Regions from separate parts of the Homo sapiens genome. Here region 2 is linked to region 1. The links are chromatin loops, found by intact Hi-C in ENCODE. Cell type or tissue: dorsolateral prefrontal cortex. All regions are shown on one strand.

The links. Peaks named below come from ENCODE experiments on the same cell type or tissue, not always from the same donor. Only the 100,000 strongest peaks of a DNase experiment are listed, where the experiment ranks them.
Region 2: it touches region 1 in a loop (4-fold over the local background); 3 of 110 quality-filtered maps call a loop at or near these places.

The regions. Positions count from the first base shown.
Region 1 is chr2:21,250,565-21,255,564 of GRCh38, reverse strand. The region is part of intron 1 of LOC105374317 (a long non-coding RNA gene); the gene reads right to left. Among named protein-coding and RNA genes, the nearest start is that of TDRD15, 130 kb to the right of the region's middle. In dorsolateral prefrontal cortex, no CTCF peak of the experiment used is centred here; no DNase peak of the experiment used is centred here; H3K27ac peaks cover 4,795 bases.
Region 2 is chr2:21,194,647-21,199,646 of GRCh38, reverse strand. No RefSeq gene overlaps it. Among named protein-coding and RNA genes, the nearest start is that of TDRD15, 73 kb to the right of the region's middle. In dorsolateral prefrontal cortex, no CTCF peak of the experiment used is centred here; no DNase peak of the experiment used is centred here; H3K27ac peaks cover 972 bases.

The DNA of each region.
Region 1 (5,000 bases):
CACACACAGGAGCTCTTGACCTATGACTTCAGATGTTACCTTTATCTCCGATGGCCTATCTTTAGAACATCTCTGAGCTACAGCAAGGCTCAGTGGCAAAAAGTCAAAGGAGGAAAGTCTGTGTCATAAAAAGAGAAATTCTCTGTTGGGTCTGACTATGAGCTCCTTTCTCCTTAGTGGTGTAGTATGGCTTCCCTGGACCCCTTGCCAACAGGCTGCTCCATAGTAGTCCAGGAGAGAGGGGACGGTCACCCTCTGCTGACAGCACACAGTTACTTTGGTCCACACAACTATGCAGTAGGAGTTGCTCAGTTGTACTGCCATCAAGCAGGGGGAGGGGGCACACACTGCCACTTTCCTCGGCTACACCAGGGTTTCCTGGCCAGCTTGTCCTTACTCCTCAAAGCTTGGGGAGCCGACTCCTCTAGGTATAGGGGGCTTAGAAGACAGGTGATTTTGAGTGATTAGGTCAGATGGAGCCTGAACTCTCTCTCTTCTCCAGTCCTATCAGATTACTCAGAAGGGACTCCACATCCATCACACACGGAGTCTCAGTGTTCCTCAGATAGGGAACCCCCAGGGCTAGCTGGAGCAATAAAGTGGTCCTGAGGCCACTTTCTCTGCCCTCTGGTGCTGAGCCTGCTGGCACCGCTTTTTAAGCCAATGTTGAGGAATGGGGCTGGTTGCTGATGGAAGGAGAAATGACAGGTTTCCTGAAAAGAACCCAAGAGCTCCTCAGTGGGCAAAGGAGAACAAAAGGTGAGCCAGAGCCCAGGTCAGGTCAAGCCTGTGTCCAGAGGAGGGCTCCCTCTTCCCAGCTCTTTCCCCACCCTGTGTGCCATTTAGAATGAAAGGCATGGACAAGGGGAAAGAAGGGAGCTATGGTCCCCGCATGAAGGCCTCCTTGGCAAAAGGCTTCAATCACAGTTGTCCAGCACCCATGGAACTGGGGAAGCAATGAGGGGCAGCCGAGGCTGCTATTTAGCTCCTCCATCCATGTATTTTCTACAATAAAGTGTGATTAAGGCCAGAGAGAGCCCCAGAAGTTCCCTTCTTTAGAAAATCATCATCAGAGGCCTATTTGACTTTGGAAAACAAAACAAAAGAGAAAAAAACGCTTGACCCAAACTTTCTCAAACAGTGAGCCATTCTTTCTGTGAGCACACTGGCTAGAATTCTTAATAAGTTTGAATAGGAAAAGTGCCTTGTCATTCTTTTCCATGCTTTCTGTCTCTTCAGCCCCGGGAAGCCCCCCCAGCTGATGAAGAGCCTGCCTGGAGCTCACACAGCATCTCCTGCCCTCCACAGTGTAGTTCGTGCCACACTGTATTGGTATCATCCTTCCCTCCACCTTCTCAAAGAAAGAAAATTTTCAGCTTTTGTACATTCTGGCTAATAGGAAGGACATTTTCCAAGTCCATTAAAAAATAAAGTTCCTTTTTACCTAGAAGCCTTCTCTGATCCTTCTGTGTCCTCATTCTACACACTGGAATGCCACAGAGATTTCCTCTTCTTTGAGTGATGGGGCTCAAAGCTCATGTGTCTTAGGAGATATGAAGGCCAGCACTGGGCTTAAGTTCAGTCCTCCTAGGTAGAGGGTTCAGCAACTCAAATGCAGGGGCCATAGGGGACAAGTCTCCATGCCCTAAGCTCTCATGCCTCCAACAGAGCAGGCTGAAGGTATATGTTGAGTCAGCCTTTACTCACTGATGCATGGCTGGGGGCAGAACTGTGCCTAGGTGGCACGCCACCTCCCTAAGTCACTATAAGTTTGAGCACCAAGGTCAGGATCACTAGCACTGTCTCCTGTCCTGTCTCCTTCTCTGAATCAGAGCAACCCACATTCTCTAGAAAATGCTCCAGTCCTGTCTTTCCCATCTCTTTGCAGATGGCTCCAGAGGAAAGCTGTTAAGTGGCCACTATGCAGGGAGGGCAGAGAGGAGGAAGAGTGTTCAAGGCAGAGTCAAACCCTGGTCTACAGGGAAGGAAAACAGTGAGGCCTGGGAAAACAGTGAGCTCAGTACAGACTATAAGACACAGCAGCTCCCACTCTACCATCGCCCACCTCCACACCTTCTCAGCCATCCACACCTCCCAGACCACATTGTACTTCATATCTGGAGTGGCTGAGCCCATTGCAATCTCTCTGGAAGGCATTAAGGCCTAGAGGGAACTGGAGGGACTGAGGATCAAGAAGTTCCTCGTAGGAGTCTCTAACTAACATGTTCAAGATCTTAATGCCAGGAACTCAGAAAAGTCCAGACTCTTGCACACACAAGGCTTCCTCTTGTTGGACTGTATCTATCAGCAGGTGCTCTCCATCATCTAGGTGAAACAGATGGAGCAGCTTGAGCCATAGTGAGCCTCCACAAAGTGCCCACTTAGTATGGGAGGCAAGACTCACACAGAAGTAAGCTAAGGACATCATGCTGTGGATGGATAGATTGCACAGGTGACACAGACATTCAGAGCAGCAGGAATTCACATGAAGAAGAGAGATCACTTGTGATTGTAGACCCCTAAAGATGGTAAGGTTTTAACAGGCTCCCAAATGAGAAACACATCAATTTAAATGGGGAAAAAGGTCAGATAAATTTTCAATGTTAAAGGTCATGTAAATGTAGGCTTGATGATAAGATATGCAAAACTGTACATTTTAAGCAATGGCGGAATGGGCCATTCAATGCCACTGTATGAAATGATTCTTTCTTCTTAGGCTCCATATTAGTTTAAAATAAAATAAAACCATTTCCCGCTTGATTACAGTTAGAATCAGAGAAGGATTTTCAGTCTGACCCTCAGTAGTGTTTAAAACAGTGGAAAAGAACAGATAAGGCACTGAATAAAATAAATGTTTCCAATCTCAATCCAGTTACTGCTGAATGCAGCAGCGGATTGGAAAGGTAGGTCACCTCTGGCATTCTCAGCCATAAGAAATTTAACGATGGATGAAAACGGATAAAATCAAGATGCTGTGATAGAACGGGGGGCTTCAATATCTCAGAAAATTAGGATCCTTGTAACCAATTTTACAATGGCTGGATTATAGCTAAATAGGATTTTAAGTCTATTGTAAATGAAAGGAAATCTAAATTAACTGGGCCACATCATTTTCACTGAAATGTGATAAACGCTAATTTCCTTTCTGGGCAACAGTGACTTGGCTTGCGATAGCTGTTTGCGAGGTGCTCAAGTCTGACCAATCTCAAATTGGCCTTTTCCAGTCCTAAGGCTGAGCCCTGAAATCCACATTTTTAGGATGGGGAGGGCATTAAGGGAATCAGTCAAAATTTCCCCTATTTTGCTCCACGGCCTCACCACTGGGTGCCCAAGGACATTCAACTACTTTTTAGAACCACCTCTCTCTACCCACTTTAGCGTGACCAGAGCAGCAAGATAGTCTCCCAAGCACCCGATTTTAAGATCTCTCCCTCTATACTTCTTTATTGTGACTGTTTCTGTTCCAAGCAAAGTATAAACAACCAAAGGCAAAGTTTTCACATACACAAAAGCCAAGAGACAGAAAAGGATAGGCTAGCATGACAGACAGTGAGCAGTGAGCATGGTTGGTGCACAAGACACCAGATGGAAAACAATGTATTTCTATATCTTACTGAAAAGCCCCCAAGCTTTCCAATTCTGGGGTAATTCTTTTCTTTAATATGCAAATAAAATAATTGACATCCCTCTTTCATTTCCCTATGACACCACTTCCTTGGGAAAGCAAACATGTTGTGATTGCTGCTAGTCTCCAAGGCAACTGTTGACACAAGATTGTAGTAATTAACCAGCCTTCCTGAACACTTGAGGATACAGATGTCCCAGCGCCTGCTGTGAGGACCTGCCTTTTGATTCTCTCTTTTGTATGCCAAGCTCTCCCCATGCTTGGTGGCACTCACCATATCTAGCCCCAATGGAAAATCCCTCTGGATGTGACAGAGATTGCCTCGTATGTGGACCAGAGTGTTGCCCCATATTCTCTCTCTGCATTTCCATGGGGAAGTATGAGTCATCTTCCCCTTGGTGAATTTTTCAGTGGGAAAGAAGGTAGAAGGACAGAGTTTCAAATCCCCTTCACTGCTTTTATTCCTGCCTCTATCCTATCTGGGAAGGGTATCTTTCAGAATAGTGAAAGATGAAAATTATGCTGAGTGTGGCATTTAGTATAATAAGCGAAATTTTACAGACTTGAAAGAGCTCTAAGCCTGGATGGCGTGGCTCTATCCCTGCCCTTCCAAGAAGCAGGTAGTATATTGTTTCCTTGTCCCAGAGCCCGCTAAAAGCCAGGATGCTTGCACCATAGACAATGGGTGTAAAAAGAATGAAAGAAAGAACTCCTGGAAGTCCATTCAGGGATAGCTCTCTGTGAACCAAAAGGCAATTTTGATGAGAAAAATAAATGCATTTTTATGCAATCCTATGGAATCTCTGATATATATATCAGTCCAAGGCATGCATGGGAATTACCACCTGTCAACTGGAATCTTACAGCCTTCCTGAAGGGGAGTTAGATGTGTCACTCCCATACCCTCACATTTAGAGAAACCTTATGTCTCCACTCCTGGATTTTCTTAGTCCCTTACCTTCCTCCAGCTCACTCTCCAGCTCCCAGTCTCAACCATGCAGCCCTCACCCACTGCTCTCCTGATGCACTCCCACTTGCTCATTCATTTGGCTTCACCCCATTGGCCTCTGTGCTGTTCCTCAAAGAGCCAAGCAAGCTCCTCCCTGTCAAAGGGCCTGTCCAGTCACTTGTTTTTTCCACCCAGAATGCCCTTTTCCCAGGTTGCTTCACATCCTGCTTCTTTTTGTTAACATTTCTGCCTAATTGTCACCTTCTCAGATAGGCCTTCCTTATTTAAAAGATCATCTCACCCTATTCTTTTATCTTGATTTTGTTTTCTTTATAGCACCTTGACCTGGGAAAACCGAAGTACTATGTGTGTGCACATAAATATATTGTGTAAGCGTATGTTAACTGTCCACAGAACCCAATCAGC
Region 2 (5,000 bases), 56 kb after region 1:
CTTCTGAGAATAGGGACATATCAGCAACGAGAAAAGGGCTGTGCAAAAGGAAAAAATGATATCAAAATTTCTATTTTGTGAACAAATATGTTGATATTTGAAAGCATCAACATGACAATATAGAAATAACAATAGTAAATGTGGTCAAAATCATTTTGTTGGAGCCCAATTTTGTTTGTAAACGGGGAAAGGTACAGGTAATAACATCATTGGCACAGGATTCCCTAAATCACATTGTTACTAATTCTGTCCCATCAAGGACAAGAAATCTTCCAAACCACAAACAGAGGCAATGTAGCAACTCAGGATATTCCAATTTTTCCGCTGCCATTAGCAGTTTATAAACTTTCCTGAACAATGCATGTCTTGGGGAATTTTACAGGCAGGGAAGAAATGGAAGGGGTTGTATCAATGATTTATGTGTAAGTCAACTAGAAACCTCTACCGAAATACTTCCACTTTTGTTATAAATCTTCATTACCACATTTAATTTAGTAGGCCATAGTCTCATCAAAATTCAAACCCATTTACTCTATTTTGACACTTAAAAATGTCTGATTAATAGAGCCAGTAGGTTTCACATCTATTACATCTTTTATTTTTACATAATTTATGCCAAGGAAAATATCTACAGAGTTTGTGCCCGATTGTCTCCCTTCACCAACCTATGATCATTTATGGAGATATTCTCCAAAATTCATCACCAGATCCAGGAGATCATTAATAGGCTGTCCCTGCTGGGCAGGGAAGAGCAGGACAGAGGGCAACACTGATGTCTCGCCCATTGGTCAAGCTGCTTCTGCTGAAAGTCCAGAAAGAAAAGTAACAGATGTTGCGGTAATTGCCAGTGTGATACAGTCACGAGCAATTATTTAAAGAAACAAGCTCAAAAACAAACTTTACAAAAAGGACCTCAAAGACTACATATTTATCAATCAAAGGCAAGAATAACAGAAACCAAAGAGAAAAAAAAATCCCTTTTACGGTGCTACTGTAAAAAACAAATCAAGCATATTTTCACTAATTTTAAAAACTGTCAGTTCTTTCTTGGTGAAAATATGAGTCCATATGGCATACTGGGTCTGCTAGACTACCATGAGGATATGATCCCATATACGAATTTATTTAAAGGTGATTTTAATAGGGACAATGTTAATCAATTTAACCATTTACTTTTATTGTATCACTTGTCATTGTAACTGGCTGCTGCTTTTTTACATCCACACAAAACCAGGACTTCAAGGAATTGGACTGATGCTATCTTGAGCTCTCATTTATTTATACCTTAATTTATTTTGGTGTGGATGCATTGTTTAAAAAATAATTAGGTTGTCTTAAAATAAAGCACATTTAAAATAAAATAAATACAGTCATGTTTAGAACCTAGCAAAAGTATTGTGGCCCAGCACTCTACCCAAGCACCTGAATACTACCGGGAGCCTCCAGCAACCAGGCAGAATTGCAAATAAGGATGAAGTCACCACAGAATCTTCTGAAAGGTTATGTTTCTCTTTTACTGCACATTAAATTGACTAGTTGGCTCCATATCTCCACATGAAACAAGGAGATTCGTAGTGGCAAAGCTGATAACATTTTGAAATCCTTTATGAGGAAAACCTAAATGCCAGTTCCAGCACACACAATCTAAAGTACTCCAGAACAAATGACTATTCATCTTGACCCCCTCCCCATCTCCCCTACATTGCTCTGTGTAGCTCAGCAATGTCCTGATTGCAAAGATGAAGTTTCCATATTTCCCAATACAATCTCAAAGGACTCCATTGCATACGATTCCCTAGTTAAAATCTGCAGATTAATTACTGGGAAAACAGCTAGACCTCTTCCCCTCCCCTGAAAAAGTAGGCCACCTCAGGGAGGGCAACTCTTCACGTATCTTTGTGGCTGCCAAATATTAAGAGATGAGATGTGATAGTATATCCATTATGCTTTGGAGGATAATTTTAATTATATGTGTGTATTACCCCTCATTGTGCATACTCTTAAAATAAACATTAAAGTGGAAAAATACACTAAACTCAGTCATGACTATTCCATGAAAAAAATAAAAAGAAGGAGAGTGTGCTCTGCAGATCCATGGCCCATATTTCTCCAGATTCTGGGCACACATGGTGCACAGCTGTTGCCTAAATCTGGCCTTTGGGGGCCAGGGTGAAAGAAAACACAACTAGAGGTGAAATAAGCAGGTGTTTTCCTTTATTTGTTTGCTCTCATTATTTGAGTGGGAAGAGCAAGATAACTTCCTATATGGCAAAGTACACAGAAGAATTCAAACTTTTCATCAAATTTCTTTGTTTCTTAATGGCAAATTGACAGTGTTCTTTCTGGAAATAAATTTACCGTCATGGCTATAGAGTACAAGAATGAAAACAAAAAAGTCTTTGTTGGTCTGAGCTAAAACTAAAATACACTTATGACACTAAATCCTACTCTGCCCACTCCTTAAATATTAAACAAACATTAATACAGAACTTACTCCAGCCCACCTTTTATTACAGATAACTGTAATTTCCTCATCTCCCCTATCAGAAATAAACTCCTTGAGGTCAGGAATGATATTATTCATTTGTGTTCCAAACGCAGATCTTGCATAAATATTTATGAAATGATTTGCATCCAGCCAACACACCAAAATATCTGTAGAATGAATCCGTTCTGAGTCCCTCAGGGAAATGCTATGAGAACAAGATCTTTTTTGGAATTATGATATTTGAGACGAGTGTAGTCTATTCACACGGGTAACAAGTTTTGCTTACTAGTAGTAATTTAGTGCAAGGAAACAAGGTGGACAATTCAAGGAAAATCCTCAAGTTTCCAAAGCAGAGACATAACAGAATGAAGTTTTTTTTTCTCTCTCTCTCTCTCCAGCATCATCCCATGTGTATATTCCTACTGGATTGCTCTTATACTAGTTATATAATTTTAAAACACTGGTTATCCTCATGAACACATGATATTGAACTGATATTTACATATATATATGTGTGTGTGTGTGTGTATATATATACATTATACATGTTAATCTGTGAGCTGATTCTAGCCTGAAAGCTGTCAGTATGATGTTGGCTGTAATGTCTCTGAGAAAGTTTTAGGCAGAAGGAGTTGTGTGAAAAAAAAAAAAAAAATCCTGTGCCTAAATTCTAAAGAGGAGCTAGTCTTGGATTAAGCACATGCAAGTAAGGGCATTAAAATATGCTTAAATGAATTTTATGTGTTACATATATAAATACATATGTATGTAATGCATTGAACTAGTCATCATTAGGAGAATAAAAATAGTCACCTTTACTCTCTCACTCTTTCATATTTTTAATAATGACATAAAACCCTCCATGCATAATCACTCCTGCAAAAAAATTTTTTTAGTGTTTAGGGCCTGTGAATTCTTTTTTGTTTTGTTTTGTTTTGTTTTTTAATCAGTGATCTTCTGCCATTAAGATCCTCTAAAGTCTTGATGTGGCCCTAGGGACAGATCGTTTAACCAGCATGGTGACAGTACCAAAGTGAGAAAATTCCAAGGAGAAAACAAATTTTTTAGGAGCAAAATTGGGAGCAATAAAAATAATCCCCACCCCATCTCCATACTCAAGATTTTTATTTCAATTATTTTTTAAGTTCTAGGGCTTATTTTATAAAGAATGATAATAGGTAAAAACTGTGAAAAAAAATTGGATTTTAAATATTTGTAAAAGAAGTTTATAAAATATTTCCCCGAATTAGGAATAAAAACATGGTTTTTTCTTATAGGATTTAATATCTCCATACACAGTAAAAATGATTTGGTAAGCCATGTTTTAACATAGCATATAGTTGCATTTACAAATTCAAAAAAGTCTTTAAACCGAAATAAGTCCTTAGAATAAAAGTTTTATATAGTGTGTATCCAAATTTAAAAAATATATGTTTCTCCCTATATTTCTCAAGTTGGCTGCTGTTCCACACCTCTGATCCTAAATCCTGTCACAATATCCTCTGAATTTACAAAGCTCAAAATCAGAAGACACCTCTCATTTGTATTACCAGCACCTTAATTTCAGAGTGTGATTTTCAACAGCTTCATATCTTTCTGAGTGTAGGGAATGTATTCTTAGTCATTCTGCCTACCAGGAAGTGACTGGATTCATCTAAGAGCCAATACACTTACATCTAACCCTAGAGGGAATCTCTCTTCTTAAATCTGAAGAAAGGGAAGAAGGAAGGGGGAGATTACATTGAACTACTTTTATATTTAAATCACATCACAGTTATCCCAGAAATGCTAATTTACTAATTTTCAAATTAAAAGATGACTGCCATGAAGTTTTATCTTGAGTAAAGTTCAGAATTATTTTACTAAGTAGCTTCAATAGGTTGGTGGCTTGGATAAATTAAGTTGATGCAGATCTCCCTTTTGTTACACTTAATCTACTATGTCTTCCCCCATTGGGTAATTGTAGGTTTGCTATTAGAGCTGCAAAGCTCTTAATCTTCCTCAGTATGATAACTACAGCCACACTGTCCTGAGGACAATCATGAAAAGAGGGAGAAAGCAGTAGCACATGATGTTCATTCCTCGGGCGCTGATAGTGCTTGTGACATGGGGCATTGTTCTGATTTACTTGAACAAATCTTCAGAGCTTTAAGTGATTTCAACAGAGACTTTAATCTCTTGCTGCAATTAGTGCTCTCCACAGACTTGACATATTATCTAATCATTACATCTCTGGCCTTAACAAATCTCACTGCCCTTTTACTAATTTGATAAAAAAAAAAAAAAAAAAGGCCTTCTGGTTTCCAGAGCTGGTGGTTTTTACCCCTAAAATATATTCCGATAACATTAAAATACATATAAAATGCCCACTTATAGCTCACAATATATATGATAGAAATCCTTTGTTCTCAAAATTCTACACTCTCAGCAGTTCTTGAATTTTCTCGATGTTAAGAGAAATGTGTACAAGCAAGGGTAGAAAGACAAAAAGTGGTTTTCTATTTTATATTTC